Linked DNA regions of Mus musculus: region 2 is linked to region 1. Evidence: chromatin loops called from intact Hi-C (ENCODE). Cell type or tissue: heart. All regions are shown on one strand. Links, peaks and the distances in the headings refer to the core of each region. The heading gives the core; the rest is flanking DNA. Region 1 holds the start of Gm51985 (a long non-coding RNA gene). Region 2 holds the start of Zfp36l1 (zinc finger protein 36, C3H type-like 1).

Region 1 (15,898 bases), core at 7,522-10,021:
CCCTGTTTTGAAACAAAAGCAAAAGTCAAAACCATTGAAGTCTTAAGCTGTAAGTCCATTCACAGAAGCCAGGAGACACAGTGCAGGGATAGAGGGTGGGGGTGTCCAGAAAAGCTGAAGGTTCTGGAGGAATGGGTGGTCCAGGGTGCGGTAAGAGGGACCGTGGAAGCTCATTTGGAGAGCAGTCTGTGGGAGAGCAGTGGTGGAATGAAGTACCCCAGGCAAAGAAACTAAGAAATAAGGAGTTGGGACCCAGGCAGACCAAAGATCAAGAGGTCGAACTCAGGAATCAGAGAACAAGGACAACTCGGGGCAAGTGCCCAACGCCAACATCTTACTTCAGGCATGTGATGGGGTAGGCTTCTTAATGAGCAGTTTAGACTTCCAACAACCCAGAAAGCAGGACAGCTGCCGGTATTTTCCAGCTTTGAGATATGAGGTCTGGGACTCATCGGACAGGGTTCATGACACACGGATAGACTACTGCACAGATGAGAAACTTAAAACCCACTGCAGGCTGAGAAGGTTCCAGGGACTGAGCGATACTTAGCAACACCCACTAGTGTATTTGGATTAGAGATAGCATCTCCAAAAGTTGGCCAGACATCCCTGCTCCTAAGCCAGAGATACCGAGGACTTGAGGAGAAATTCTTGTATGGAATATGAAATGGCAGGGCCCCGGGAGCCCATGAAGCATGTGGGCCAGCAATCTTCCCAGAATGGCATACTTGTCAATCACCAGGATTGTGCTCTTATGCTAATTCTGATAGACAATGAAACCATATCCATTCCTGCGTCTGTCTCAGAGGTCCATTCTTCATGTCTGGGGATGTTCACTCTTACTTTGCTCCTTTTGTTATGCCTGATTAGCTGGCTTCTGGGTGAGGAGCTGTGAAGTGGAGTCTCAAAGCACATCCAAACAACAGCTAACCCAAGGACCAAGAGTTGACCAGTCTTCTAACCAAATATACAGAGGAGACTAATAGTCCCTTGAAGATATCTATTCTGCATAGAAGCTGTGAGTATGTTCCCTTACAGGTAGATTTAAAGGTTCTTATTAATTGATCCTGAAATAGGCATAGTGCCCCACATTGGTCCTAATATAATCAAAAAGGTTGTTGTTTTTTAAAGATTCATTTATTTCATTTATATGAGTATACTGTTGCTGTCTTCAGGCACCAGAAGAGGGCATCAGATCCCATTACAGATGGGTGTGAGCCACCACGTGGTTGCTGGGAATTGAACTCAGGACCTCTGAAGAGCAGCCAGTGCTCTTAACTGCTGAGCCACCTCTCCAGCCCCAAAGGGGTTTTTTAAATGGAAAAGGGAGAGAGAAAAGAAATTGCAGCCAGAGGGAGATGTGCTTGAAGAACAAATGATCAGAGGGCTACAGCGCTGGTGGCTCTGAAGACAGAGAAAGGGGGCTCTGAGTCAAAGAATGTGAGAAACTCCAAGAAGCTGGAAAAGGCAAGAAAGCAATCTTCTTTGGAACCTCCAAAAGGAAATAAGACCCTGGCATCCTGATTCTTAGTTAAGTGAGATCCAATTTGGACTCCTGAGCTCCAAACTGTAAGAGAAGTAATTGGCATCGTCAAAACCCACTAAGTTTTTGGTAGTTTGTTTCAAAAGTGACAGAAAATGAACACCCCAAGCTAGATCTGTGTTCTGTGTGGAGGGCCCAGTGCCACGGTACTCATTGTTCTCATCCCCATGGCCCAACTTCAGCTCTCATGGTCACCTCCTGTGTCCCTGCCAACTAGAAGATTCATTGTTCCTTGATAGTCCCTGTCCCTGGCCTCTGACAATTTCCCAGACGCTTCTTGGAAAGGTCGATGGATCCCTATCTCTATGGAGAGACTTGGGCTTTCAAAGCCTGCTCGTTGATGGGCTGGCTGTCCAAGGGCAATACCAAGAATGGATCGGGAAACCAGTGCAGACATGAACTAGTGTGATTGCATGTGCGACTCTCTAGACTTTGAGCCAAGGACTCCACAGGCCTGCAGGGCCTCTCCTTTTAGGGTATTGACCACAGTCTTCAATTACAGCTTCATATATGCGAATGTCATTCTCCTACTAGATTTGAAGCTTCCTTGAGGCAAAGATTGTGGACTTAAGTATTTATCTTACTAACCTCCAGTGAAGGAGGAAGTAGAATCAGGGACTGGTTCTGATGAGGGTATGGGGTTACCACAGGCTGCTGAGAGCTCTGACTCCACATCCTAGCTCACCCACAGCCTCCAGACTTAGACTCTCTGACGACAACCCGACCATACTCTATTTCTTTAAATGCAGTATGCACTTATTGGAGACATATTTTCCATAGTCCCCCACCTTGTTACTTTTTTATGTTACTCATGACTTCTAGAACCTTCCAGTGCTTGGTGCCATTAGCCCGTCTTATACAAGGTGACAAGAATACTTTCCCACAGCAGTGAGAGACCCACCTGCCATATGTCAAAGGATCTTTTGGAGTCTTCATTGTGGGCCTTCTGCTAACCCTAGCTCCTCCCTATGTCCCAGGTGTCCACGCTCTGCTCCAGGCTGGACACTCTGGAAACTTGATGCTTCCACCTGTGGAAAACAGAGTCAGGACAAAGAACTATAGGGGACCTGGGTGTGATGACTTAAAAGCCACTAGGGTGGGCTCTCCTCTCTCATTGCCACAGCCTGTCCCATTGCTCTGGGCCACTTTAGGTAAACAAGGGTAAGAAAACAATGTCTATGGGTTACAAAATGAACCTGTCAGGAAAGGAACGCTATTGCCAAGTGTTCTCAGAGGGCAAGACAAACAAAGACTTGACTTTAACACCAGAACCCTGGTTCCCAGCCACCCGTCCCCAGCAGACCTGTGAGCGACAGGCCTAGAGCCCCACATGCAAGGATCCTTTCTACCTGCCTCCTCCCTATTCCAGGGTGAGCTTGGCCCGTTTCCTCTGACTGGGTGAGGGGCTTCCTAGGAAACAGCCAGTGGGAGGCAGAGGCTGCTAGGATTCAGGATGCTGGCAGGCCAGGCTCCGTGGAGGCTGTGGCAAACAAGCCCTTTCAGTGGTGGCAGCCCCATCTCCAAGGAAGCAATCACGTCAATAAGGGACGTTCGGCACCTTGCCCTCTCGGCTGGCAGAGGTGTCCCATGGCAACTAGAGCTGTGATCTGCATATGACAGCACATTGCTGCTATTCAGGACTTTTCTTCCCCTGCTTTTTTTTTGAAACAAGCTTGCCCTATATCCAAGTTCCCTGTGAGCCCCATACAATGAAAACAGCAGTTGACAGGTTCCCTGTAACTTGTGAAATCTGAGTGCATCCAAGGGGAGAAAGAGCGCTCATTACCGAAACACAAAACGAGCCCCTTTCAAGGCACAGCTAGTTGGCCCTTCAGTTTGCTGCTGCTGACCTCGCTGCCCTTCAGAGCACAATGAGCAGAGAGGAGAAGGGAGAGGGGGGCCTTTACTCCTCAGGTTGCCAATTGATCACCCTCCTAACCCCTATGGGGGCTTCGTGGCCCAAACAATTCGGGTGACAGAGGTCAGGGCTCCAGCCCCTTCCTCTGTGGGACCTTAGCTCTCCCTGCAGGGACTTTCCCAGGTGAACAAAGGCAAGCTCCCAAAGTCTCAAACACACTCCAGCTGATGACGCAGAGGGGAAACAGAGACGGGAAATGAAAGGTGCCCAGAACCACAACACTGGACCTCCACCCTCTTAGCCAATCAGACACAAACACTGTTTGTACACTCTGGGATGAGGCCGTATGTTGCAAAGACCCAGCTGAATCCGAGCTCCAACATGGCAACCAACACCCGGCAGCTGGGCTACAGAAAGGAAGTCATATTGGGGGATGAAATAGCTATTTTGGTCACATTACCCCCACCCGAGACACAACACACACACACACACACACACACACACACACACACACACACACACACACACAATTAACCATACTTCTAGTATCCAGACTATCAGAAGAAGATGAAAAATAAGAGGAAAGGGAGACAGAGAAAGAAATTGGGGAGAATAAGAATGAGAATTGTTACTGTTATGAGGTAAGCTCCCTTGAAGCTTCAAAGAGAGCCTGTGCCAGCTCCAAAGAGGGCTCTAGAGAGACCCAGCTCGACTCCTGGAATGGTCACTCTGCTGTGCAGAGAGCAACAGGGAGAATTTCTATATGAGAACTACACTTGGTCCAGCTCTCTGAAGAGGAAGAGACTGTTAAGAAGATAGTGCTGGATTCTTTTCTTTTTACTTCTAGAAACAGTATTTGAAGGTACACACCCGATTTCATTGTGTCAGCGATCTGGCATAGGCTTACCGGAGGCTAGCAGGCAAGTTTTGTTGAGTCTCCTATTTTATCACGAAAAAACAAACTGCAGCACTCACAACTCCAAAACTCACAAATCTGCTTCATACTTTCATTTTGCCAACACCAAACCTTCTGGAATATTCTCCACCCACTCATCCATCTCCTCCAGCCGAATCAGCTGTGGCATCTGTCATACATACCTGTGTCTTAGTACTTCTCACTGTGTTACGATGATCTGTTCACTTAATTTTAAATTTTTACTCTTTTGTGTGTATATCGTATGTGCAGTATGTGTGTAAGTACATGGAAAAAGCGGACCCCAATATCAATTTGTCTCTATAATCCTCTGATTTGTGTGTGTGTGTGTGTTTGTGTGTATGTATGTGTGTGTGTGTGTTTGTGTGTGTGTGTGTGTGTGTGTGTGTGTGTGGTGTTTTGGTTTGTTTGTTTGCTTATTATTTTATTTTGTTTTGTTTTTGGAACCAGGCTCTTTCAAACCTCAGACCTCACTGATCCGGCTGGACTAGGGGCTGGGTAGAGTGTTCTAGGGTTCCACCTATCTCTAGCTCTGTCCTGGCCTGCCGTGTTGGCTTGTCTGTGGGTGGCTGAGGCTATGAATTGAAATCCTCATGTTTGTGTGGCAGGCACTTTATCCACTAAGTCATCCCCTTAGCACCCTGATTAACCCTGACTACTTATTTTTTGTGTGTGTCTCAAGAGAGTACAGGGTCAACCACTTTGTTCATCATGATGTCATTCGTGCTCAACTGTTGAACAATTGCCAGAAGAACAGCAATGGTCACCATCACCGGGATTGCTTTTGTTTGTTGTTGTTGCTGTTGTTGTTGTTGTTGTTGTTTTCCAGTTTAATGTACAAAAGACCTAGGACCAAGCCTACCATATTGCAAATCACATCATGCGAATGAGACTCGTGAAGGAAAGAACACAGCAGCCTTGCTTATGGAATGCCTACCACCGGCCAAGCACAAGGGTGGAAACTAAGCATCAAAGCCAACACAAAAGAAACAACAATGGCAAGTCTCAAAGATGTCCTGCTCGTTGATGTGGCAGGAACCACAGACAGGGAGAGATGTATGGACTACAGCCATTAGGAGAAGCGTGCTGAGAAAAGTAGAGCTTACGCTATCCATGATGACTGTGCCCAACAATGCAAATGAAAATGAAAAACAGTATGCAGAGCACAGAGACTTTTTAGGGCAGCGAAGCTACTCTGTGTGATACCATAAAGGTGAATTTACATTCTATGTGCTCTCCAAATTCATAGATTGTACAACTTCAAGTCCATGTAAACTGAGGGTGTCAAGCAACAAGGCTGGGCCAATGTAGGCTCAGGGATTGAAAAAAACACATCACATTGGTGGGCGAGGTTGATACAGTGGAGCCTGGGAACTCTCTATTTGATGCTCAATTTTACTACGAGTCTGAAAAGTCTCTAAAAACAATAGCATATTAATATATGGAGAAAGGATGAGCTGAGTGGGGATATTAATCAGAAATGTATATTGAAAAAGAAACTATCTATTGGTAGCATCAGCTTGTACCCAAGATGGTACTAGAGGTGGATAAGAATGATCAACATCCCCAGAGGGAAGAGGCCCAGGTCCGTTCTCCACTGCACTGAGGACACAGGGGATAAAGCATATTGTCATTACTGTCATTATCGTTACCCAAGTTGGCTTATTTCTTCATTTTTATTTCTGTCATGTGTTTATATGTGTTGGTGTGTGAGTGGTATGTGCACCCGTGTGTTTGTGTGTTCACACACCTGTGTCTATGCCTACAGCTAGGCTAGCAGCCAGGATGATGCCTCTGTCTCTGTTTGCTGAGGTACAGGGGTCAGAGGCATGTGGCCACACCCAGATTTTAATCCTGGTATTGGAGATTCAAATTCAGGTTTTCAAAGACTTCTTATGGACTGAGTCATCTCCCAGTCTCTATAGCTCGTGTCTTTTTTAGCAATTTTAAAAAGATTTATTTATTTTTATATATTTGAATAATTGTCGCTGTCTTCAGACACACCAGAAGATGGCATTGGATCCCATTACAGATGGTTGTGAGCCACCATGTGGTTGCTGGGAATTGAACTCAGGACCTCTGGAAGAACAGTAAGTGCTCTTAACCACTGAGCCATCTCTCTAGCCCAGCAATTTTTATTTTATATATATATATATAAATTGTCTTAAGACAGGGTGTCACTATGAAGCCCTTGCTGCCCTGGTATTTGTTCAGTAGACCAGGCTGGCCTCTAACTCACAGAGATCCTCCTGTCTCTGCCTCCTGAATGCTGAGATTAAAAGCATGCACACCGCACCTGGGTTTTGGTAATATTCTAAAAGATAACATTGACCTTGGCATGTCAAGCCATCATGAAAACACATAGGGTAAAAGTATGAATCAGTCCAGCCAACAGGGACTCAGGACACCCATGAGCATGCTAGAGATGTAAACAGCAGGAGGGAGCGGCTGCTCTCTTGCTGTGCCTGTGCTCCCTGGCATTGGAACATTGCCACACCGCTGCTCTTGACAATAGCTTCAGGGCTGAGTCAGATCAGCCTGAGTGGCAGATCCTACTTTAGTGTGAGAAAGAAATTGCCAAAGGTACAGATTTTCCAACAGCAGTTCAGATGTGTTTCGAGAGTAGTGAGCACTCTGTCCTAGAAGAATCCAGCCCCTGGAAGCTGAATTTTATGACCCAGGCAACCACGGGCTCTCAGATCCTACTACTCGGTGGTTAAAGACTGAAGGGGGGAGATCTGAGTCCCACCCTTGCCCAGCAGTCAGTCACAGGAGTCCCGTGACTGATTTTTAAAGTTGTTTGGCATTGCCCTCTGAGTCTTCACCACCATACCCAGGGCTTTCTGCTTACCGTCATTTGTTATATTACAGGGATTTCAAAGATGGCCAAATTCAACATATGAGAAAGTCAAGGGCTAGTTCAAGGTTATGGCATGCCTGGAGTTTTACACTCAAGGACTGTGTAGGAGCTCCCCAGCAGAAATGCTTGCCTTTGACAGAATAAGGCCACTCTGCTCCCTGGGTTATAATGAGTCTTCCTTGGACTCCCGAACAAATGGCTCTGAAGTCACCTTTTGCTGGAGGAAACATGGTCCTTATAGGCGGGAACTAGAGTGGCCCCTGATAAGGCAGCGCATCCTGTCTGACTCCCCAGCCACACCCTCGCAGCTGGGCCAGCTGTGGTCTTTGCTGACTTCAAAGAAACTGCTTCCCTTGGATCTACATCAAGGACTTAAATGAGAAAAGGGTCCTCTGACCTTTCTAGTGAAGGATGGGACCACCTTTGTAGGGTGTGTGCGTGCGTGTGTGTATTTTTCCGGTCACTATTATGTTTTCACACACTGGATATAAAATATCTCAAAACAATCACCGGAAATAGTCTTTCACCTATGGCCAGAGACTGGAGTCTGGCCCAGTGTGGGAGAGGCTGTGCTCCCCTGTTGGAACCGGGGGCCATGTAAGCATACTAGCAAAGGTGGGTGGCCCAGGTTTCAAACTTTCATTCTGAGGTACCCTCCTCCAGGAGTGCATGGTTTCTGATTGGATATGGCTTCTTGCCCACCATCGTGTTCTCCTTGAGAAATGTCCACCTAGGAGAGAGACCTTGTTCTCAGACCCATAATCTGCCTTGTTCTCAAGGTTTTCCACTTCAGCTGCAACCCAACCTGACAATCAAGAGCATTCCAGGCCTGAAATCCAGCCCTATCCTGGTATCTTGAGAAGGTGCTTTGTGGTGGTTGTGGTCGGCCGTGTGGGGAGACAGTGGGATTTCCACCCATTCTGAGGTTAAGGCTGCTGGGTGCTGACCGTGGGAAGCTGACAGACTCTGTGGCAGTAAGGGCTGAAAATACTTCCCCAACCCACACCACCCTCAAGCCTTTAGGAAAGGGAGCAGATCCCACTCGGCCTTGCAGGCCTGAGCTGCAACACCAGGCTCAGCAGGCTCTGTTACCAGAAAGTGCTAACAGGGGCAGCCCAGGCCTCTGTGAGAGACCTCCCTTGAAAGGATCCTGGCCAGTCCTCTGGCCAATACCCACTGAGAGGCAGAGAACAACCACGAAGGAAGAAATGAGAAGCCTGAAGGTTTATAGGGAGGCTATTTGGCCCTACCCAGCCTCTCTGTGGGCTCTCTCAGCCACTATCCATAGAGCTTGAGGTTTAAAGAATGCAGGGAAGAGAGAACAGGCCCCAAACTGATTAGGACCCAACTTTCCAAACAGACACAGGTCACCCTCTTCCTGCCCCAAACACCAGGCAGAGCAAATGCTATTAATAACTGCAGCCTCTCTCCAGGCCACGAGGGCTGAGCCTGCTCCTCCAACTCGGCCAGCTGTTCTGAAACAGGTTTGGGAAAGTAATCTTTGGCACGTAATGAAAAGGGTGTGTAAGGGAGGGGGGTGCCCAAGAGTTCTCTATCAGGGCCAATATTATTTTTAATTGCCGAGAATCAGCCTGTGGCCGTTACTCAAGGCTGCAGAGACCGGGTTTGCCAGGGATCGGAAACCAACTTCAAGAGGAGTTGAAAAGCTCATTCCAAAGACTGTTCATTACTGAGCTGTGGCTTCTTGTGGAAAATCAGGTTATGTCTTGACGTTTGTACAATCCATTCTCCATGCCACCTCTCTCCCCCCTGTATCCCGCCGAGAGAGTGAGCGAGCAGTGAATTTGAGTTATCTGGGAATTTTAGTGTCTGACCCCCCCCCACAACCTCCACCCCACCCAAAGCATGACCGATGGCCCATTTTTCAAGCCAAATCTTGCCCCATGTAGGCAGCTGTCATGGAACCACAGAAAGTACTTGAAGGAGCACAAGCAATGGCTGGTTCTAATCTGGAGGGGGAAGAATATGAATTAACAAGGCAGTTCCTTATGGAAGAATGTTTTCTTTTCTTCAGCCTCAGCCTGCATATTTTCACAACATGTGTACTCTGTTACCTTGTCACTTCCCTGTTTTCTTTGGGTAAATAACTGGGCTCTGGACTTCAGGAAGAAAGAAAGAAACCCAGCCCAGGAGTGTCACTAAGGCAGGCCTGGCTAGCTGAACTAGCAGGGAGGAAGGAGTCTGTGCTGAGGGCCAAGGCAGCTTGTGCAGACTCAGTCTGGCCGGCCTAGCAGGGGCTGTTCACTGATCTCTACAGGTACTGGTGTGGGAGTGAGAGACCCGGGCACTGAACTGCCCAGCTGGGCCCTGTGCTTGGCAGACCTCAAGGCTGCAGGAAGTAAACAACTCTCCTTAGCTGAGTCAACTGTGAAGGCCTCTCTGAACCCAGCAGAGTCAACAAGGCTCACAAAGGCTCTTCTGCCAACTCTGCCCTTCCACTGGCCAGTGAGGCAGCAGGGATGAGAGAGGCCACTCTTGTGGTTCCCAGCAGTGAACCAGGGAGGAACTGGCAGGAGCCAGGGCCTTCTGTGGAACATGGGATAGGCTCTTCCTCCAGATCGAGAAAGTGTTTGGATGTGTTGGTGATGGAGTCCCGTGCAGATGTCCAAAGGCTTCTGTTCTTGTCTTCCAGGGATGCTGGGCTTTTCACTTGAACATTCCCCTGTGGTGTCTGTCACCTACTCCAGAAGAGGTAGAAAATAAATAAATAAATAAATAAATAAATAACCACTGGGCCACTAACTGGATGTCTTTCAAAGTTGCACTATTAAAGAAGGCATGAGATGATCCGTTGTGGGTTCCTTTAATGAGTGAAGATCTTTTCATTATAGAGCAGCAATGACTCTTTTTGATTTTGATTACATTTTTATTTCTTCATCTGTGCACGTGTGGGCACACATATAGGCGGTGGTCAGGAGACAGCTTGCAGAAGTCAGTTCACTCCTTCCACCACTGGGTCCCAGTGAGTCAAAGTTGGGGTGGTCAGGCTTTGTGCAAACCCCTAATCCACCCAGCTACTTCACCAGCTGAGTAACAGCAACTCTTACTTACTCAGCTCTTCACCACTGATAGTCAGAGAAGAAAATCAGAATTAGAAATGATGGATGACTCACGCCTATAATTGCAACACTTGGGTGACTGAGGCAGGAGAATTATGACTTTCAATCCGACCTGGGGTACATAGCAAGGTCTTGTGTTCCCCCCGCAAAAAATTAAACAGAATATAGAACCAATAAAATAATACTATCTTATTGCTCTTGATATTATATAGCATGTAAAAGAAGTTAAGTTTGCCATGTGTCACAGCATGCTTGCAGGAGAAACTGAGGCATACCTATTCAGAGACTGAGACTCTCATAAAGTCCAACAGTGGGCTTGGGAAAGGAAGGGTTAACTGGCTGTTGTCTGGGTGGCTGCATACCTATGTTTCTTTTTTTTTTCCATCTGCTCAGGAGCCTTTGATTCCAACCTTGAAATTCCCTGTCTCACCTTGTAGATCACACAGCCCTCCAGCCTTCCTGGGACAGATCTTTGGAACTTTAAAGTTGAATTTTCGGTTGCAAAGGTCTGGTCCTCATCTGCTGAGCACCTCTTTATATATCCCTGGAGTGAGGCAAATGTCCACAGGAGGGGTCACTTTGATGCTCAGGATGATCAGGATGGTGACTTTGGAAGCCATGCCTATCCTAAATTGCAGACTGCAAGGGCTTGTGGAAAAAAAGGAGACAGAGAGACAGGGGGAAGCAGAGACACAGAGAGAGACATCAGAGAGAGTGAGAGACATAGAAAGACACAGAGATAGACAGTCAGACAGACAGAAAGAGATAGACCGAGAAAACAGGCAGACAGAAATAGAGAGAGACAGAGAACCAAAAGCTTTCTGGGAACTGGGGATGAAGATATTTATAGTTTAAAAGTCGATTCTTCATGTGCTTAAATTGTACAAAGCCAGCTTCAGAGAGTGTCTGTGGGGGGAGGATGGGAGGAGCTTCCATGATAATGAAGACCACAGCTAATGGGGCCTTGCTCCCTAGGCCAGGGGAAATGCTTTGCATGTACTTCTGATTTTGCAATCTTCATAAGAACCCTCTGTTGTAGGTATTGTTGTCCTCCTTTACCGGGTGAGGAATCTGAGGCACGGGGTAAATATATAGCTTACTCCCACTTACTCAGAGAGACCCATAAAGTTGGGACCTGAACCTAATACTGCGATATACCAAGTGCGGTGTTTGAATTCAGCATGTGCTGCCTCTAAGAGAAAGCCGGAGTTCCTGCCTCAGAACGAAGACATTCGTTGCTGGCTGGGTTGCTCTCTATGGCTGTCTCATACCCACAAGAAGGCTCTCCAAGCACCGACAGAGTATTTAGGCATCAGGTAGTGTGCCCACCTGGAACCCTGTGCTGTGGTTTGACAAATAGCCACACTGAGAGTCTCCGTCATGAGACCTCCCTCCTGCTCACTCCCCATCCCTGGTCTGGCTGGCTTATATTTGTAGCCCAGCCTGTACCTGAACACTTCTAGCTTTTGCTTCCTCTTACGTATTTCCTCTAAGTGCCGTTGGCAGGCTTTGCAGAGTTGAGACACGTGTAAGCATGGCCTGCCTAATTCCTGTTGTATCCCCTATAGACAACCCACACCAGAATCCTTTCAGCTGCCTTATGAATACAGATCCTCTCTCTCTGCTGGAGGCTTCCCTAAGGCCTTCTGCAGTGGGACTGGTTGTCTGCATTTTTGGGGCATCTCCTCAAGTGATTTTGATATGCTGATGACAAGCCGGACTTGATCATTTGAACACCAGCTACACTCTGGTGCCTTAGAGCCTGTAGGAGTGAGCACTGTAAAGATTCCACTGAGATTTAGGGCACCAACACTGGTGCTCTACAGCAGGGATGCTGGGACAAAGGGATGTGAAGAGTAGCGGAGACGGGTGTAGGAAGCTGGGCAGTATTTCTGCCAGCCGTATGGAACTCCGAGGTGGTCAAAGGCTCTGGCAAGACTATTCTACAAAAAAGGTTCCAAGCAGAGGCCTTCGGGGTCTATTTCAAGCAGCCAGGAAGCTGCTCTGTTTCCTGCTGGGAAGTAGTATCCCTTTTGTTTTCTCTAGGCGATCCCAGCAAGCAGGATGGAGAAAAAATCAGGCAGAGTCAACTAGAGAGGAAGTCAAGAGGCCTCACAAAATGGAGAGAGCGATGGAGACCCAGACAAGTGAATTGTGGAAGCAGGAGACAGAGAGAGAGAGAGAGAGAGAGAGAGAGAGAGAATGCCTGTGTGTATTGGAGCATGTGTGCATAAGTATGTTTATGACTGTGTGTGTTTGTGTGTTCATGTGTGTGTGTAATTGAGCATGTGTATATGTATATTCATGTGCATGTGGGTGAGTGTGTACAGGCATGCATGTGTGTGCATGTTCATGTGTGTGAGTATATGTATGCATACATGCATATTTATATGTATGTTGGAATATATTTCCAAAGTTCACTTCAGAGTCCTCAGACTCATCAGTGGAAGACATCCCAAGCAGTCTACTACGTGCAGAAAATGAAATTAAGCTTTAAGTCGGTCAGTTGGAGTTGAGAAAATGAAGCAAACAAAAATCTTGAATTGAAAAAGGAAAGATTTCCCCCTTACTTCCCCAATAACTCCAAAGGAACAGGGCACAAAGTACTTCAACCTTGGCCTGCAGCAAGCCCGGCTCATCTGAAGGGAAACTAACTGCTCTTTTTGTGAAAACCTAGAGCATCTAGGGATGGTCAGTGGAGTGACTTGGAGGTAAATCTGCCTACTAACTGGAAAGATGGCTCAGGGAGAGCTGAGGGGAACAGAGCTGCAGTGCACAGAGCCTTGCGGTGTGAGTAGAAGCATGATGGCCTCTGGGCTTGGGCAAGATGCTCCGGATTCTGGGGCCTTGACTTCTCACCCTAAAGAAAGCAGGAAGCTGAGCTTGGTGGTTCATACATATAACCACTTGGGAAGCTGAGGCAGGAGAATTGCCATCAGTTAAAGATAAACTTGGTCTATTCAGTGAGTTCCAGGCCTGTCTGAACCATAAAATGTGTCTTTTGTTTCAAAACAAACAAACAACCTAACTCAAACCAAACCAATACAAATCACCCTCCTCTACCCAATACAGAGCAAAACTGGGGTGGGGAGCAAGTGCCCAGTTGGTAGGGCTTGTCTTGCAAACATGAGGTCCTGAGTTTGGACTGCAGAAACCATGCCTTAAAAAATAAAATAAAATAAAATAAAATAAAATAAAATAAAATAAAATAAAATAGATGGGACCTGGAGAGTTGGTTTCTCCCCCCACCCCCCTCTCCACAGTGGCTCCTGTTCTATAACTCCAGTCATGTGGGATCCAATGTCCTTTTCTGGCTTCCAATGGCACCAGGCACACCCATGCCAGGCACATACCCATACACATAAAATAGAATAAAAATAATGAGGGGGTGGGTGGGGGGAGCTGGGTGTGGTGCATGTGCTTGCAATCCCAGCACTGGGGAGAAAAAAAACAGATGGATTCCTGGGGCTTGCTGGCTGTCCAGCCTAGCTTACCTCTCAAATTCCAGGCCAGTGAAAGAGATCCTTAAAAAAAGACTCCCAAGGAACACACACACACACACTCCACCAACAGAGTTGTTGCCTGGTCAGCGACTCTGCCATTCTTTGCTGGAGACCTCTTCGGAGGTCCAGCTCTTTAGTCTGCAGCAAAGACAGATCTTTCTCACTGTCTCTTCAATGTGAAATCCACAGAGAAAGTTCTGTTGTCTGTCTTTTGAGTAAGAAAATTTGTTATTATTCAGAATTGCTTTTGTAATGTGTACTTATATTATCATATGCCTATTTATATAGTATTATATACTTCAGACTATATGTCAAATGTTCACATAATGCATTTCATGTGTGTGTTGTATATCTAACATATACTGTCATTAGTATAATATATATGTGTATATATATATGCCATGATACTTTATAAATACAAATCACATTTAAATAGGTATTTAAATAAATATTATAGTTATATATAGATTTTTGTGTGCATATATATAGATATTTGTATAAAACACTATCAATAGTATAGATAGATATTTGTGTTTGCATATATAAAAACACTATATAAATCATAGGTAAATGTATTACATACAACCAAGAACATGAACAGAATAACTGGCAGTAATCTAATAACCATTTGGTTCTTGTGGTGAGCTAAATTGTATCACCCTAAAGGATACTCAGAATCAATAACTCCTTTTACCTGTCGCTATGGCCTTAGTTGGTTTGTCTGTCTGTCTGTTTTATGATCCTTCTCTCATACAGTACATCTTAACCACATTTCCCCTTTCTCCACTCCTCCCAGCTCTCCTCCCCTCCTCTCTCCCTACGATCCACTCCCCTTCTGACCTCTTTCAGAAAAGAACAGGCCTCCAAGAGACAACAACCAAACATCCAAATTCTACAAAACAAAACACAGTAAGATGAGCCTGGACAAGGCAATTAATTCAACAGGAAGAAAAGAGTCTCTAGAGCAGGCAAAAGAGTTAAAGACACACCCACACCACAGTTTGGAGTCTCACAAAAGCACCAAGCTGATAGCCACAGCATATATGGAGAAGGCCTGGTGCAGACCCTTGCAAACCCCTTGCTTGATGCTTCAGTCTCTGTGAGCCCTATGCACCCTTGATTGGGTGGGCCATGTTCTCCTGGTGTCCTCCATCCCCTCTGGCCCCTACAATCTTTTTGCCCCCACCTTCTGTGGGATTCCCCAAGCTCTGAGGGGAGGGACCTGATGGAGACCTCCAATTTAGACTCTCTCTCCAAATAGTATGTGGTGGTGACTCTCTGTATCTGCTCTCATCCCCTCCCATCTCTGATGATGGTTGGACAAGGCACGAGTCCATAAATAAAGCAACATATCATTAGGAATAACTTCAGTTATCGATTGATTGGTTGAATTTTAAGCTAGTCCTGTTTGGCTCTACCCTAGGACTCTAAGCTATCCAGTCTCCAGTTCCTATATGGCCTTAGTTTTAAAATAGAGGCTTTGCGGAGACAGACGATGTAAGGAAGGATGAGGACATACAGGAGTTGATCAGTTCTGATTCCAGTACTGTTGCTGCCCCTAGAAGAGAAAAGACACAGAGACAGACTCCCAGGAAGGGAAGGTCATGTGATGACAGGGAGGACGACACATGACATGGGTGGCAGAGCCTGGCGTAGGCAGAGACTGCCTCAAGGCAAGAATGGCTGAGGATGGTGTGAGCCACTAGAACCTGGGAAGACTCTTTTCCTGGGCTACCAGGAGAAGTATAACTGTTCTGAACTTGATTTCCAATTTCTAACTTTTAGATTCACAATGCAATAAGTTTCAAGCCATTGTTCACCGGATCTTCATTGGGGCAGATCTAGGAATTGAATACAACTCATCGCAGAGTGCAACAGAGCAAAGCACCATTGCAGAATTGGGCTTGCCAGCTGCTCGGTGCCCTCTTTAGCTTTCTCCCTCTCCCAGAGGCAGCAAATGGGGTGCAGATATCAGTTACTAACCCAAACCAAGAGGTTTTGAAGGTCGCTACATTTTCTGCTCCTTTGCTAAAGTCTGCCACCACCATCTCAGCCCAAGTTTGCCCTCCTGGAGCCGAGAGGGAGGCCCCAAACGTCACGACTTCACCAACCCCGCCCAA
Region 2 (15,898 bases), core at 8,318-10,817, 210 kb before region 1:
ACATTGCTGGGACTCAGGGTACACAGTTTAACCCCAGGCATCATGAGGTGGAGCGAGGGGCTGCGGGCTGGCACTGGCCTAACCGTGAGGAAGGTTTAGAGAGAAGGGTGGGAAACTACAGCTCAGAAGCTGCAAGAGTTTTCTGTCTGCCTCTTCAGCCCCTGCAAAGTAAAACAAAACTCAAATAAAAGTTGGACCTGGCAGATATTAATACAACAGAGCCAGGGCTGCTGTGCACACAGCCATCCGCTTTCCCCTTTCTGTTTCTATAAGTGGCTGAAATAAATTTAGTGAAACTACCCCACCCAGCTGAGGGCCCAGGGTTTCAGAGCAGTGGGATTTTTCACCCAGAAAGCTCTTCATTTTCAAAGCTGAGATCTTTTTGTTTGAATTCTGTTGGGAATGGAATGCTTTTGACTTAAAATAATTATTTTACCGCACTCACCTATTCCTCACAGATAAGTGCCTTGACACTGTAAAAGCTTGCTAGAAAGCTGGTCTATAAATGCTCTGCAGCTTAAAATAGTGGATGGTGTGGGGCCAGTGTCTTGGTGGATCTCTGGGTATTTTTTGCCAGATTAGTTTCTGTGTTGTCTGAATATTTTCAGCCAAGTCCCCTCTTGTCTGTCAGGTAGGAAAGTAAGCTGGGTAAGTCGACAAAGCAGGCAATAACTGGATCTTCATCTTTTCCTAGTGAGTACTTACTGAGGGCCTACTATGTGCTGGGCACTATGCCAGGCACTAAGGACTGAGTTGAGAGCTGGTTAAAATCTGAAGTGACCAAAGACAACCAGCAAGGAACATCAGATTTAATGTAGGAAGATGGAAATTTCCTTCCTAGGAAGGAACAAGGTGAGGGCCTCCTCACACCTGCTCAGCAAAAATGCACTGGAAAGGAAGCTGTCTCTGTTTGCAGACAACGTGGTTATCTATAGTAAAAACAAAATCTTCCAAGAAATCTACCAGCTCATACATAGGAGACAAGACAAAAAAAATCAACTATATTTCTAAAAGCTAGTAATAAATGGTTGGAAACAAGTATTTAATTACAAGAGTTCAAAAAATGGGAAATATTAGGTACAAAGCTTAAAAACAACAACAACAACAACAAAAGCATCTATATACCAGAAGCCATTGTCATAGGGTACAGGCTTACAATCCTAGAACTCAGAAAGTGTTAGAGGAACATTGAGTTCCAGACCAGGCTGGCCTACAGAGAAAGAAACACACTATCTCAAGAAAACTCCAACCAGCCAATCATAAAAGCACTGATTAAACAAAACAAGTGTGTGTGAGGTGTAGCTCAGCAGTAGCACACGTTTGGCTTGCTGGGTTCAATGCCCAGCAGCCTCTTACTCTGTCTCCCACCAATAAATAAATACATTTGCCATACTATGCCAATATTTATGGCTAGCAGAATCTTAGAAATGATAATATTTTTAAATGGGTGCTATTCTGCGGGTTAGCCCCAGGACCCTGTGTACTGAAAATGCTGTGGTTTGAATGGGAAATGTTCCCCCACGGACTCACATATATGAGCACCTGCTCTCAGGTTAGTGGTGCTGTTTGGGAGGTTGTGGGGCTCTTAGGCTGTAGTGCTTTGCTAGAGAAAGTATGCACTGGGGGTGAGCTTTGAGAGTCTGTAGCCTCACCCCTTTCAATTTGCTGTCCCAGCTTCATGTGGGAGGAAGGGTGACCAGCCAGTTTCACGCTCCAGCTGCCTGCTACCATGCCTCCCCACGTCATGGACTCTCCTTCTGTAACCATAAGCCAAAATAAACACTTTTCCCCCTCTGTAAGTTGCTTTTTGGTTTTGTTTTGTTTTTTTAAAATCACAGCAACAGAGTCACAGTAACTAAGTCGGAATACAGACAGACACTCCATCCCTGATTCCTCAGGAGGGCTATTTTGCAGCGATAAATCTATAAATCTATAATCTTCTGAAATCTATATAAGAAGGCAAAAGAATGAGAATAGATAAAATCATTCAAAAAGTACGAAAACGTTGGGAGGAAAAATAGCCTTTGATTTTAAGACTTCCAATTCAGCTACTATAATTGCCAGTGGTTGGAACTGATGATACAAGTGAATGGTCTGACTTGGGGAGAGAGATGAAGACAATTACTAGGAGGAATTGGAGTCTTTCAACAGTGCTAGGATTGGACAATCTCAGGCAAAACAAAACAAAACAAAACATAACAAGGAACTTCAACCTAAGTCTCCTTTTTTTTGGAGGGGGTCTGATTTTGTGTGTGTGGTTGTTTTGGCTGCATATATGTCTGCACCAAGTGTGTGAAGTGCATCCATGGGCTAGAAGAGGGTGCTGGAAAGCGTGTGGCAGAATCTTGCCTACCCAACACTGGGATCTTCCAAGGCATCTCTTACACACAAGTGGATTAACAGATAGTTCCTCGGCATCTAGAGAATACACTGAGGGCTGGGGATGTAGCTCAGTGTACAGTGGCCTAGCATGTATGCATCCCAGCACAAGAAGCAAAGATGGAAGGGAAGAGAAAACATTAAGGAAGCAGAATACAGTGCCCTTTACTACTGATGTTTAATGCAAGGGAGTAGACACTCCAGTCAGAAGACAGGTCAGAAAACTAACTCAACGACATGTCACTTTTAAGGGACTCATTTTAGATCTAAAGACACAAACAGATTGAAGGTGAATGACAGGAAAAGATTTCCTCAGTGGCTAAAGACATGTGAGGCTCTGGGTTCAATCTCTAGCCCCAAAGACAAACAATGGGAAAAGAATAAATAATAAAGAAAGCTGACTGTGGTGGTTTGGGTAGGGATAGCCCATAGTCCACAGGAGTGGCACCTTTAGACGGTATGGTCTTGTTGGAGGAAGTGTGTCACTGTGGGGGCGGGCCTCGAGGTCTCAGCAGCTCAGGCCAGTTCTCTCATGGCTCCCTGTGATCTCGATGTAGACCTCTTAGCTCCTCTAGCCCCTGCCTGCACACTGCCATGTTTCCTGCCTGAATAGAATGAACTAAACCTCTGAAACTGTAAGCCAGCCCCAATTAAATGTTTTCCTGTAAAAGAGTTGCCATGGTCAAGGTGTCCCTTCACAGCAATAGCAACTCTAATAAAGACACAAACAGACTTTAAAAGATTATACGTGGACTGTCAAGATGGATGGCTCGAAGTCTGACAGTCCTGCAGGTTGTACCTTTGAACTTTCACATACATCTAAGATTACAGGAGACTAGGATATTATATATTTATCAGACATTCAAAACAGCAACAACAGAACAATTATAAATATTTGTTAATTACATAATTTAAAAGTATCCATCGTTTGGAAGAAAGCAGACTTCCCAGAACTGAGCCTTGAACGGCTCACAGCTGAACCAGGAGTGCCTTCTACCACTGTGGTCTGTTCCCAGCCCTTTAGTTTTCATCATCTAAGACAGGGTCTTGCTAAGTTGCCCAGGCAGTCCTTGAGCTTTTGATCCTCCTTGCTTAGCCTCCACATTAGCTGGACTACAGATCTGTGTCACCCAGGCCTGGCAGAAACAAGACCTTAATGACTTGGGTTAGAGAGTACTCAGCTGTGACACCAAAGGCATGATTCACAGAGATAAAACTGAAACATCAGACTTCACTCAAGTTAAAAACCATTCCTCCCCACCCCCAGTGGAAGACATGTTGTTAAAGAGTTGAAAAAGTAAGGGGGCCGGCTTGAGAAATCTTTGCAAATCACATGTCTAAGGAACTGTATCTAGAATATGTTTGTTTTTTTGGTTTGTTTGTTTGTTTTTTAAAAAAACAAACCCTCAAGTCTTGATAGAAAGTTAATAATAACCCAGTTAAAAATGTGCTAAAGACTTGAATAGAGACTGCACATGTCTAAAGAGACGGGGCGTTGTTATAGGAGAAATGTGAGTTATGTTGTAATGAGAAAGGTGGGCATAGAGGCTCAAAGCTGGAATCCTAACACTTGGGAAGCTGAGGCAGGAGACATGCCTTGAGTCTAAGGCCAGCTGGAGTTGCTTTAGTCAGTTCTAGACCAGTGTGGGTTATAGTGAGACCTTTTCTCCACCCAATCCAATCCAGATGTGATGGGACAGCACAGCACACCTAGTAGAATGATTAAAGTAAAAATGATAACTTACGTACTGACGCTGTAAAGCAACTGGAGACTCATGAATACACATGCTAGAGATGCAAAACTGCGAAATCTACTTTGTACAATGGCTTGGTAGAGCTGTGTGTGGCGGTGCATGCCTTTAATCTCTACACCTGGGATGCTAAGGCAGGTGGGTATCTGTCAGTTCCAGGATAGCTAGGGTTATGTGGAGGCTCTGTTTCAAAAACAAAATAAAAGGCTTAGTAGTTTAAATTTTAATTTAATGTACAATGACCATATGGCCCTAGAAATCTCTATTTACCCTAGGGCTGTAAGAGCTATGCTCACACACAAATGTGTGTATGAACATCTATTGCAGCTCTATTTCCAGTCCAAATGTCCCATAGGTTCATGGTAGGCAAACTATTATATACTTATGTACCAGGAAGCTATTTGTCAGTAGCAGGGAATGAGCTATCAATATATGCAACATGGATAAATTTTAAAGGCATTATGCTGTGAAGTATTTATATGTTGTTTGGCTTTATTTATATGGCATTCTAGAAAAGACACTATTATTGCGATTGAGAACATATCAGTGGCTACCAGGGATTAAGGATGGAGCAACGTGTGACCACAAAGGGACACACCCAGGTAGTCTTTTGAGGGTTGGTGAAACTGCTGTGGGTGATGGAACTGTGCTGATTCTTCAGTGCATCTGTTCTTAATGCTCATAAATACATATATCAAAGATCACTTTTATTGTACCAAAAAGCAAAACAGCTCTAAGAAGGACCATGAACTATCAAACTGAAACTACTCAAGGAAACAAACATTCCATGAACACATGCTCCAGAGGAGACACTGTTGGTGAGGTAGGTGTGTAGCCAAGAATGTTTCCCATAGGAAGTGATGTTTGAGCTAGGTTCAAAATAATTACAAACTTTCTTGGGCATAGTCCTGGCACCTGGTGAAGTTAAAAGGCCATCCTTAGTTATCACTTTAGTTTGAGGCCAGTCTGGGTTACATAAAACTGTGTCAAAAATGAAAAAAAAAAAGTAGCCAGGTGTGGTGGTGCAAACTTTTAATCTCAGCACTTGGGAGGCAGAGGCAGGAGTGTTTCTGTGAGTTTGAGGCAAGCTGGTTTATACAGTAAGTTCCAAAACAACCAGAGCTTCTACACGAAGTAGAGACCCTGTCTTAACAAAACAAAACAAAACCCAAACCTTGGGGCAGCGACTTCAGACAGAATTTGCATGTGCAAAGGCCCAGGGTAGGAGGAAGATGACTTAATTTCCTTTAAATAAGAGCACAAAAGAATGTCCTGGGGGCGTGGATGTAATAGTGAAAAGTCGAAGGCCGTGCAGTGAGCAGAGGGGTTTGTTCTCCTCCCGCCCAGGCAAGTGGGTACAACCCAGGGAAGAGTTTCCAACTTCTCTTCTGGGATCGGAAACAATTAACCTAAGAATGGAGGTTTAAATACCCAACTTAAGGTCCCAGCAAGATATTTTCTCTCCGCTAGAAGCAGGATTGGACTTGCAGTAGCCTAGGAGATGGCCTTGTATCTTCACTTCTAAAGGACTCAGACCCCAGGCCATGTTTCATTTACCATAAAATCTAGACTGCCCTGTCCTAGGCGGCACTGCACTGGTTCTGGGGGACCATGACAGCTGAATGATACTCTGAGGGGCTTAGGTCTTGGACACACGGGAGACAGGTTCCTACCTCTATTCGGTGACCCCTGCATCTACTGTTTGTAGAAACACTCGTGGCAATCATCAGAATATTCCGAAAAGTTACACAACAGGTTCCCGTGCCACATCCTAACCCACTTCCCTGGCTCACTTGAATACACAAGTTTGAGGCCAGCCTAGGCAACTTAGCAAGACCTTGTGTCAATAATAAATAAAAACAAATCACAGCTAGAAGACAGAACCAATACTCGAATCCCGAACTGCTCAACGCCAGTGCCCTGGGTTCATCCTTAGAGGGTCTGAATCACTGTGCCTGGCGTCAACAATCCTGACAGGTAACCCAGGTAGCTTCAGGGCTTCAATCAGCCAATTCTCTTTTTACCTTTAACCCAGGGAAATCGAGGCCACCCTCAGGGCTCAGGTAGCAAAGGACCGGGAAGGGTCAGATTTCAATCCGAAGCCTTTGGGAGATTTCGCAAATGACCAGGAGCCTAGGAGGAAACGCAACCCCTCTAGGCGCTCTGAGGCGTCGCCTGGCGCCATTGACCGGTTCCGCCGTCTGGGGGGAGGGGGGATGCGGGCGACCCCGCGCCGCAAGCTTCCCCCTCAACAAGGTCGACTGCTTCGGCTCGGCTTTGGCGGACGCACACCGTCGTCTCCGCGTCTCCGGGCCTCCCGAGGACTTTCACTTTCCCGAGTCGCCCAACCTCGCGGCCCCGCCCCCCACCCCGAATACCTGCGTAGCGGAGGACGCGCGAACCGGAAGTCGGCGGCAGAGCGGCGCTTCCCCCCCACCCCCTGGCCGGAAGCGGCTACGCAGGTGGAGACGGCGGCCTGTGCAAGCTCCGGACGCTCGGGAGGCCTAGGCTTGAGTCCCGTGAGCTTCGCGGCTGGGCCGGGTACCTGCGGCCACCTGCGGATCACAGGCCCGCGCGCTGGCGGCCGCCTGTCCCGGACGCAGGGTTAGCGAAGGGTTAAGGAGCGCTGCCCCCCCTCCCCGGAAAGTCCCCTAAATGACGTCGCAACCCGACAATTAGAACGAAAAAAAAAGAGTTTAATTATAGAGACGGCTGTGGGATCAGGGACAAACCTGGGCGGGCGGGTAAACAAGCCGGGAGCGCGCCGCCCGCGGAGCCCGCGCCTCGGGGAGCGGGGGAGGGGCGGCCCGGGGGATCTGGGAAGGCGTAGGAAATTCGAGGAATCACACCCCCCCTTTTGAGAAAAAAAAAAAAAACAACAAAATTATTTAAGCAGCTCGGGGTGTCCAAGACCGCTCGGTCGCCTCAGGGACAGCACCACCCAGCGAGGTCGCCCCTCCCCGGCCAGGGTTCCCCCCTGCAGCTGAGCTTCGCAAACACTCGGGAGTTTAGAGCAGCCCGGAGGGTGATGCGGACTGAAAAGCCGAAATAACTTCACATCAGGACTCCGTCTAACCTTGTGGGTTTTAACGCACCCTGCTCTGTCCTGAAATCTGGAACTCATTACCTCATCATCGAGAAACTGCACGAAATCCGCGGCACACACACCAACCCCCCCCTGGAGCTGGGGAGGGGAAGGAGCAAACATCCCTTTAAAAAGAAACCTACACACCCGAATGATTTAAATTAAGGTGGATGGAAGTTATTTCCCTTCCTGGCGCTTGCCAGATTTCAAGAAAAGATGAAAAATGAGAGCGGGGGAGGGAAGGCACAGCAGCAGCAGCAAAACCCGGGGCAGCAGCCGTGTTAAAAAATGGGGGGGGGGGGCATCAACTCAAGTCACTGGAGAGGAGTCAAGCAGAGACCCCGCGGGGAATTAACGTTAGGTTCGTGGGCTGCAGTAAAAGTCGTGTTTCGCAAAGTTGAAAGAAAAAAAATTGTTTCTAAAACAGTTGTGATTTGGAAGGTTTCCCTGGGTTTGCCCAGAGGCTGGCGATAAATAAAAGTTTTGTTTTTTTTTTTTTTCTTAAAGTGTGCGTGTGTGTAAGGGGTGGTGCGCCTCGAACGCTCTGCTCCGCCCGCTCCGTCCTTTCCAGAGAAACGTACTCGTAATGGGGTGACCTAATTACATCGCAATGGAACTCGCTGGTAGCCACTCGGAGCACCGGGTTTCATAACAGACCCGGCGGCCTCGAATGCTGGGAAGAAACGTGCGAGGCCTGGGCGGTGCGGCCCGCGATTTCCGCCCGGGTCTCCACTGCAGCACGCGAGCCGGTGCGGGTGGGAGGCAGCCAGACCTAATAGTAAATAAACACATAGTTCGTGGTTTTAAAGGGCGGTGTAATTCATTGAAGGCCACTGAGTTCCGTGGGTCTTATTGCTTGGTACCCCCAAACCGGGCATAGTGACAAGCCATATGTTCCGTTCGCGTGGGGGCGGGAGAGCAGCAAGAAGTGTCGCTTCCCCCACCTCTACCTTCCTTCTTACCAAAGTAACTTTTTCCCCCCTTGTTTTTAACATTCGGGGATGTGTGGAGGAGGCAGCCCGAATTCAAAGCGCGCGTGGAAAGTGACTTGTTGCTCTTTTATTTTCAGGGGGTGCCCTTGAAAGTCTGGACTTTTCTGCTGTAGCAAGTTTAAAGATCGGTTATGTGAACAAAGCGCCCCATCTAGGTCTGAAAGAATTCTGCCCAGGCAGTGGTGCCCCCACCATACCGGGAAAACGCAGGCTGCCGGCCCAGCACGCGTGGACCCCGCGCTGCGCGCAAAATCTTACTGCTCTCGCCCCCTCCAGCCTAGGCTCTCCTGGAGAAAAAGTTTTCTCTGGTCATCCCTACTTCTTTTGCTCACTGATGGGAAACAACAAACATAAAACTCTTGACTCGAACATTTGGGGTGCTCCGCATTCCTAAACTCCTCGCCCAGCTCATTTTGCGATGGGCAGCCGGGTGTGGACAGGGAAGTCAGGGGAAGGTAAGTCGTGCGGGCACTTGGAGAAGTTTCAAGGGACACTAGCTCAAGATGGAAACCGCAGCCCTGGCCCGCTCAAGACCAGCTCCAGCGCCTGCTAGGAAGAAAAAAAAAAAAAAAAAAGACAGGGGGGAGAGGGAGGGAGGAGGGGGGGGAGAGAGAGAGAGAGAGAGAGAGAGAGAGAGAGAGAGAGAGAGAGAGAGGAGAGTCGAGCCCGCCTTCCAACTCTTAAAAAAAAAAACCAACAAACACAACAACTCGAACTCCGAAGGGGGTGGAATGAGTGATGTCACAGAGCCGAGCAGCGAGGTTGACAAAGGGTGGGCGCCCCTCCCCCTCTGCCGGGCTCGGCCCAGGGGAGGGGCGCCCCCGGAGCCCGCGGACTCGAAACTTTTCCTCTTTAAGAAAAAAAAGTTTTGCGCCGCTCCGAGTGCTTTTTTTTTTTTTTTTTTTCCGCCTTCTTTCCTCGTCTCCCTCCCCCTTCTTCCTTTTGAAAGTTTCTTTCCTCCCCCTTTACCCCTCCCTCCCTCTTGACCGCATGGCTGATTCAACCTCAGTGTCAATCAACTTTTTTTCCGCCTCCTCTTCTTCATTTAAATACGTTTAAAGCTCCTCCTTCCACCCCCCCCAACCCACCAAATCTTATAAATTGGGCTTTGCGCGCCGCAGCCCGGGAGAGTCAGAAAGGCGAGGGGCGCCGGGAGCAGGCGTGTGGGACTCCTGACCGGAGAGCCGGAGGCTGCGCCTTCCCCGCACCGGGACCTTCACGACACACCAGATCCTAGTCCTTGCCCCGTGCGAACGCCCACGATGACCACCACCCTCGTGTCCGCCACCATTTTTGACTTGAGCGAAGTTTTATGCAAGGTAAAGCAGGGCGGAGCGTTGGCTTTTTGAAAGTTTCTCTTGTGCTCCAAGAAACTCTAAAAAGTTTGGGTCTCGGGGACGTGAAGGAGTTTCACTGCTTGCGTTTCCCTCCATGGTGAAGGAATTTGTTTATGTCCTCCTCGCACTTAAGTTTCAGGTCCCAGGTGGGGTTCTGTGAATCCGGGGAGCAAAGTTCTGGGCGACTGCTCCAGTTTGCGGGGCAAGGAGGTGCGGAAGAGTGGTTAGGTTTGGGACGAATTTTGAAGGATTCTTTTCTGCATGGTGCACCTCCGGAGCTGGGCTAAGCGGGTGGGCTCGGCTTCGCAGTGTGCGCCTTGGGTTTCCTGTACCCGCTGGAGATGTTCGAGGTTACCCAACACCTTTTGCTAGGGGTCTCTAGGAAAAGCGAGGTCTCAGGGCGGTATCTGACTGGGAGAATTTTCCTGTCTGTTTTGGGGAGCTAAGAGATAATGCGACGAAGAAAGAGGCCGACTTAAGGTTCAAAAAGATGTAGGCAAAGCGACTTTGTAGTGGAGTTTGTCCGCCCCAGCTGGGCTAGGTTCCCGCTGCGGGAGCTGGTCGATCGTGCTGCAAACTTGGGGCTGAAACTGTTTGCTTACCTGGGTTGTGAGGCACTACGGTTCGTTGACTAAGGAATAGGGGAACAAAATGCTGCCAGACCTCAAGTTCCCGCCAGTTAGGATTTAAGAGGGCCAAAATGGGGCAGTTTGCCAGTCAGGTTTTTGAAAAACAAAACAGAAAAAAACTTTTAAAACCGTAATGTTCCAGGAGTGCGATTGAAATAACTCCGTGAATGTTGTTAATTTTTTGCCCGCTCTACTTCCCCCAACCCCCCAATTTGAAAGGATGAAGCTGCTAGGCTACTTTTAATTGCTGAACTGTTTTTGCCTTCCCTTAAACACGTCGGGTCATGTTGCTCTCTTCCTAGCTCGCTGCTCCTGTCGGTGCAGCTGCCAAGGCCCCGGGGCTGCAGGGTTGGGGTGCAGGGCCGTGCTGGAGTTGAAGAGCAACATCAAAAACTTTGCATTTTCGGCTTCTTTCCCTCCCTGCGTTTTTCCAAGTCTGTTTGCCCTGGCGGCAGCCTGAGCTAGCCAACTCCATCCTGGGCCCCGCTGCCCCGCTCTTTGATCTATTTCTCTTTCTTTTGCCCCCTCCCCCCGCAGGACTTTTTAAATGAACCTCATTGTTGGAAGCGGCTCTCCTCTGGGTTCCTGTAATCCGCTCGGTGGGGTGGTTGCGGTTACAGGGTTACCGATTCCCGATCCCCTGCTGCGGATCCTAAGGGACTAACTTTAGAATTTGCACAATGACACACACCCACATGTGTCAGGGGCCTGGAGATAACTTTCAAGTCTCCCACCCCCACTCTTTTCTAAATCTTAGGTAGTTTGGGCAGGTGACTAGGGCTTGTGGCAGCCTCTGTCCTTGCTCACTCACACACCCCCGCCCCCAATTGACTGAGTCGGGGAGTGTGAGCGTGCTGGTGCTTTCCTTCTCGTCTGCAGCTTTGGTTCAAGATTAAACACTGGTGCTCTTATCCAGAGCTCTCTCGCAGCCAGGAAACCAAGTGCAAAGGCATCTTCCTAGTGAAGGGGGTGGAGAATGCTGGGAGAAAATCCCTCCCAGGGTGTGGGATACCTACCCTTCCCGAACCTTGTGTTTTCAGACACTATATCCCTCTACCCACATCCCAGACTAGGCCCTTCCACAAGCAAGGAAAAAGCACAGTTTGAAAACCTGTTGCCAAAGGAAGGGCACACTTGTGGAAGAGGAAATGGTGGAGAGTGTGGGGCCAGATTTTGTGGGGGTGGGGGTGGCGGGGGGGGGGGGGCGGGTAAGCAGGGACTGATTGAGAGAGGATTTGGCTCATCCTTCCAAACTTCTAAACTAGGTTTACCTGATTCTTTTAGGGGGAGGGAAATGAAAAGGGACTGTCTTGTGTGAAAGGCTCTCTGAGTTGAGGAATGTATAAACGGGGCCCGGATTTTAGAGGGGGGAAAATTAGCTTTAGGGACAGGAGGAAGCTACATATCGGGTCAGCACGGGGCGGGATGAATACATAACTTTTTCTTCCACACACGGCAGGATTTTGCGGTTTCTTATGAGCAGTGCCAAAATAAATCCAGGTGGCTCCTTTTAGAGAGACTGGCCTATCAGATGGAGAGGTGCTGTCCTTTGTGGACACCATGCCCTGGCCTCGTGGATGTCCTCAGTCACTCATCCGTCCCTTTCTTTCCCTCCCCTCCCAGGGTAACAAGATGCTCAACTACAGCACTCCCAGCGCTGGGGGCTGCCTGCTGGACAGGAAGGCAGTGGGCACCCCTGCTGGCGGGGGCTTCCCTCGCAGGCACTCGGTCACTCTGCCCAGCTCCAAGTTCCATCAGAACCAGCTTCTCAGCAGCCTTAAGGGTGAGCCGGCCCCGTCCCTGAGCTCACGCGACAGCCGCTTTCGAGACCGCTCTTTCTCCGAAGGGGGCGAGCGGCTGCTGCCCACCCAGAAGCAGCCTGGGAGCGGCCAGGTCAACTCCAGCCGCTACAAGACGGAGCTGTGCCGTCCCTTCGAAGAAAACGGTGCCTGTAAGTACGGGGACAAGTGCCAGTTCGCGCATGGCATCCACGAGCTCCGCAGCCTGACCCGCCACCCCAAGTACAAGACGGAGCTGTGCCGCACCTTCCACACCATCGGCTTTTGCCCGTACGGGCCCCGCTGCCACTTCATTCATAACGCCGAGGAGCGACGCGCCCTGGCGGGGGGCCGAGACCTCTCCGCTGACCGTCCCCGCCTCCAGCATAGCTTTAGCTTTGCTGGGTTTCCCAGTGCCGCTGCCACCGCCGCTGCCACGGGGCTGCTGGACAGCCCCACATCCATCACCCCACCCCCTATCCTGAGCGCCGATGACCTCTTGGGCTCACCTACTCTGCCCGATGGCACCAATAACCCCTTCGCCTTTTCCAGCCAGGAGCTGGCGAGCCTCTTTGCTCCTAGCATGGGGCTGCCTGGGGGAGGCTCCCCCACCACTTTCCTCTTCCGGCCCATGTCCGAATCCCCTCACATGTTTGACTCTCCCCCCAGCCCTCAGGATTCTCTCTCGGACCACGAGGGCTATCTGAGCAGCTCCAGCTCCAGCCACAGTGGCTCAGACTCCCCTACCTTGGACAACTCAAGACGCCTGCCCATTTTCAGCAGACTCTCCATCTCAGATGACTAAGCCAGGGTAGGGAGGGACCCCCCCCCATGCCTCCTTCACCTCTCCACCCCATCTCTTCCCTTCACCTCCCCACCCCCTAACTTTCCCTCAAACCCCACATTGATACATTTAAGCTCAGCCCCTTTCCCAGAACAACCTTGGTATGTTACCCTCCCCCCACATAAGGACAAGTCAATTTGTTGGTAGCTTCTGGCTTGAAACCCTCTCCCTCCATTTCATAGCCCACTTAACCACGCATAACAGAGTTCCATCTTTTGTCAGTAGATGCCTTTTTTTACCCCCCCCCACCCCCCCCGGCTTAAGCCTTAAGTGCCAAATCACAAAAGAAAAAAAGCAGTAACCGTTTACAGAAGCAACTTAGTGCCTTGTAATCTAACTTTGTCACTGTGACTACATTACCTCTTCAACGCCAGGGGGCACCCGTGGGCCTCCCAGAGCCTCTGCCCGTGGGGTTGGGGGTGGGGGTGGGGTGACCCGCAACCAGCAGCTCCCCCAGCTGGCCACACAAGTGCACCTTTCTTTCGGTCTCCCGCACACTCTTCCTCTTCCTTATAGTTACTCACCTCCCTCAGAGAGTTGTTGCTGGACTTGGGGTTTTTTTGGGGGGAGGGGTCTATTTTGACTTTCAAAACCTTTTACTTCCCAGCCCGAACCCCTGTTGACTAATCTTGCCTGGGTTTGTGTAGGTCTCCAGGGACAAAGGTTGAACAAGTTGGACGAAGGTTTTGACATAAGTGGGACTTCGTGATTTAATTTCTTTCTTTCTTTTCTTTTTTTTTTAAGTGGGGAGGAAGGGGAAACTAGATGGACTATGAGAGACTTGATTTTGGTGCTAAAGTTCCCCAATTCATATGTGACATCTTAAAAATGACAACAAATGAGAGAAAAGCTAAAAACAACAAAAAAAAACATGTAAGGGGTGAGCAGTTAATGGTCTGCATTCCACATACAATATCTGTGTAAAACGATTTCCTGTAGAAGTAGCTTTAATGGATTTTGCTCTAGAATACCTTAGGTCTACCTTAGAGCCCCCACACAATGCTTTTTTCCCTGGGTTTAAACTTCATCTAACTTTCAGAAATTGGAGAGCAAAAATGTTGCTTATCACTGCACATCAATATAAAAAAGCTTATTTAACTTATCAAAACGTATTTATTGCCAAACTATGCTTTTTTTGTTAATTTTGTTCATATTTATCGGGATGACAAATCCATAGAATATATTCTTTTATGTTAAATTATGATCTTCATATTAATCTTAAAATTTTGTGACGTGTCTTTCCTTTTTTCCACAGTTTTAATATATTATTCTTCAACAACATTTTTGTAACTTTACACTTTTTTTGGTTATTTTATTTTAAAAAAATGAAAAATTAATTTAAAAAAATGCAAAAAACTGTTGGATTATTTATTTTAGAAATTCTCCCCTTTGTGTTGGACTGCAAATTGAGTTTCTTTCTCCTTAGGCCTTTCACAGGTAGGACTGAGAATGTATGTATAAGTTCTGTGACAGTACAGAAGGAAAACCACCATTTTATGTATAGCTTCTAAAAGGGAAAACAAAAAAAGAGAAAAACCCTTTGAATTCCATGTGCCCATCTCAAGACATTCCGCTCGCAGATTTGTGGTTCTGGATTCCAGGTTGGAGTTTTCCAATGTTGACATAAACAACTGGCGCACACACATAAAGATGAATGTAATTATTATTCCTCTTGCTGGTCACTACCGTCGCTTTCTATTTCTCTTTCTTTGTGTGAATTTATTTAAAAGAAAAAAAAAACTTTTTGTAACGACTATTTGCAGTTTAAAAATCAATAAACCCCGTTTTTCAAGAAATGATTTGTCTATAGGTTTTTCCTTGGTCTGACACTCCTTGGGGCAACGAGGTGGCTGGTCTTTCATCTTTAAAGCTAAACCCATAACTCTGGATGTTGATGCCTTAAGGTCACTCAGCTTGGGTGGGGCGGAGGTATTTTTTATTTTTATTTATTTTATTTATTTTTTTTTTTTTTTTTAGCAAAGGAGCCTGCAGAGAGCAGGTCCAGGGTATCCTTGCTGACCTGTGTGACCTTGGCTACTGTAGGGAGCTGTGACAGGATCATCCAGTCTTCCCACTATGAACTTCCTTTGGGGGATGGTCAGGGTGCTACTGATAAAGTACATAGCCCATGCTGCACTTGCTGGCTTACATTGACTGTGTCAAGGGCTCATAGGTATTGGTCTCATAGGCATTAACCTAGTCAAGGTCCTAGCCTCAGTACACCCCTGAACCGGTATGAGGAAGCACTGCCTGCCTGCAGAGGAGCCACCAGGATGGGAAAGGGCAGTCTGCACCTGGATTTGACTGCAGGGCTGGAAAGGGAAGATGGAGGTTAACATAGACTGTATAGGAAGTCAGTAGTTCCCATCAAGGGAGGTGGTAGGCCAGTTGTGGCGCAAGAGTTGCTGGAGGAGGCTGAGGCAGGAGGATCCTGAGACAGACAGCCAGGATCAGGGAGCCCCTGGAAAGTGATTTTTTTCCCCCTCTCTCTTTGGAATTTTGGATTTTTCAGTTTCTCTGCAGCCCTGGCTGTCCTGGAACTTTCTCTGTAGACCAGGCTGGCCTCAAACTTAAGAGATCCACTTGCCTCTGCCTACTGAGTGCTGGGGTTAAAGGCATGTGTCACCAGGACCCTGCTGGAAAGTGATTCTTTTAAAGGAGTAGGGTCTGGGAGAATTGAGTCCTGGGGAGGGCAGAGATATTTGAGCCCTTGGCTTCTTACAGTTAGCGAGTTTTAAGGGTTGAGCCATCTTCACCTTTATACCACTGTCCTCCATAGATCTGCTGCAGACAGTGTTCAATACCGCATGAATTACCAGTATTCTCTGGACATTTCAAGAGTTACTTGGTTTACCAAGCTTACTGCTTGTCAGGCATGTGAGGTAGAAATATGGGGACTCATTTCTTCTCCAGGACGGGCTGATTGATACAGGAAGAAAAGAGGCAGCCCTGGAGCTTGAGATGAACCCAGGCTTTTCATTTCTTAAGAGGGAAAATTAACTGTGTGGTGTGAATGTGTGTGTGTGTGTGTGTGTGTGTGTGTGTAATAGAGTGTGAGTGTGTGGTGTGAGTCTGGTGTGCGTGTGTGTGTGGTCTGAGAGTG

The links. A loop is a pair of places that touch in the nucleus more often than their neighbours do. Peaks named below come from ENCODE experiments on the same cell type or tissue, not always from the same donor. Only the 100,000 strongest peaks of a DNase experiment are listed, where the experiment ranks them.
Region 2: it touches region 1 in a loop (4-fold over the local background); 6 of 42 quality-filtered maps call a loop at or near these places.

The regions. Positions count from the first base shown.
Region 1 is chr12:79,898,746-79,914,643 of GRCm38, reverse strand. Gm46361 (a long non-coding RNA gene) reads right to left here. Exons shown (of 2, transcript XR_001780641.1): 2 at 10,062-10,819. Gm51985 (a long non-coding RNA gene) reads right to left here and starts at 4,144. Exons shown (of 2, transcript XR_003950201.1): 1 at 2,445-4,144. In heart, for the core only: a CTCF peak has its summit at 8,649; DNase peaks (open chromatin) are centred at 8,723 and 9,453; H3K27ac peaks cover 2,379 bases.
Region 2 is chr12:80,106,447-80,122,344 of GRCm38, reverse strand. It overlaps Zfp36l1 (zinc finger protein 36, C3H type-like 1), which reads left to right and starts at 9,332. Exons shown (of 2, transcript NM_007564.5): 1 at 9,332-9,526; 2 at 11,797-14,585. The coding sequence starts at 9,470. The coding sequence ends at 12,756. Gm52006 reads left to right here and starts at 4,926. Exons shown (of 3, transcript XM_030247048.1): 1 at 4,926-4,948; 2 at 6,166-6,734; 3 at 7,723-8,765. The coding sequence starts at 4,926. The coding sequence ends at 7,802. 2310015A10Rik (RIKEN cDNA 2310015A10 gene) reads left to right here. Exons shown (of 3, transcript NR_033514.1): 3 at 1-1,799. In heart, for the core only: no CTCF peak of the experiment used is centred there; DNase peaks (open chromatin) are centred at 8,594, 9,324, 10,044 and 10,474; H3K4me3 peaks cover 2,500 bases; H3K27ac peaks cover 2,500 bases.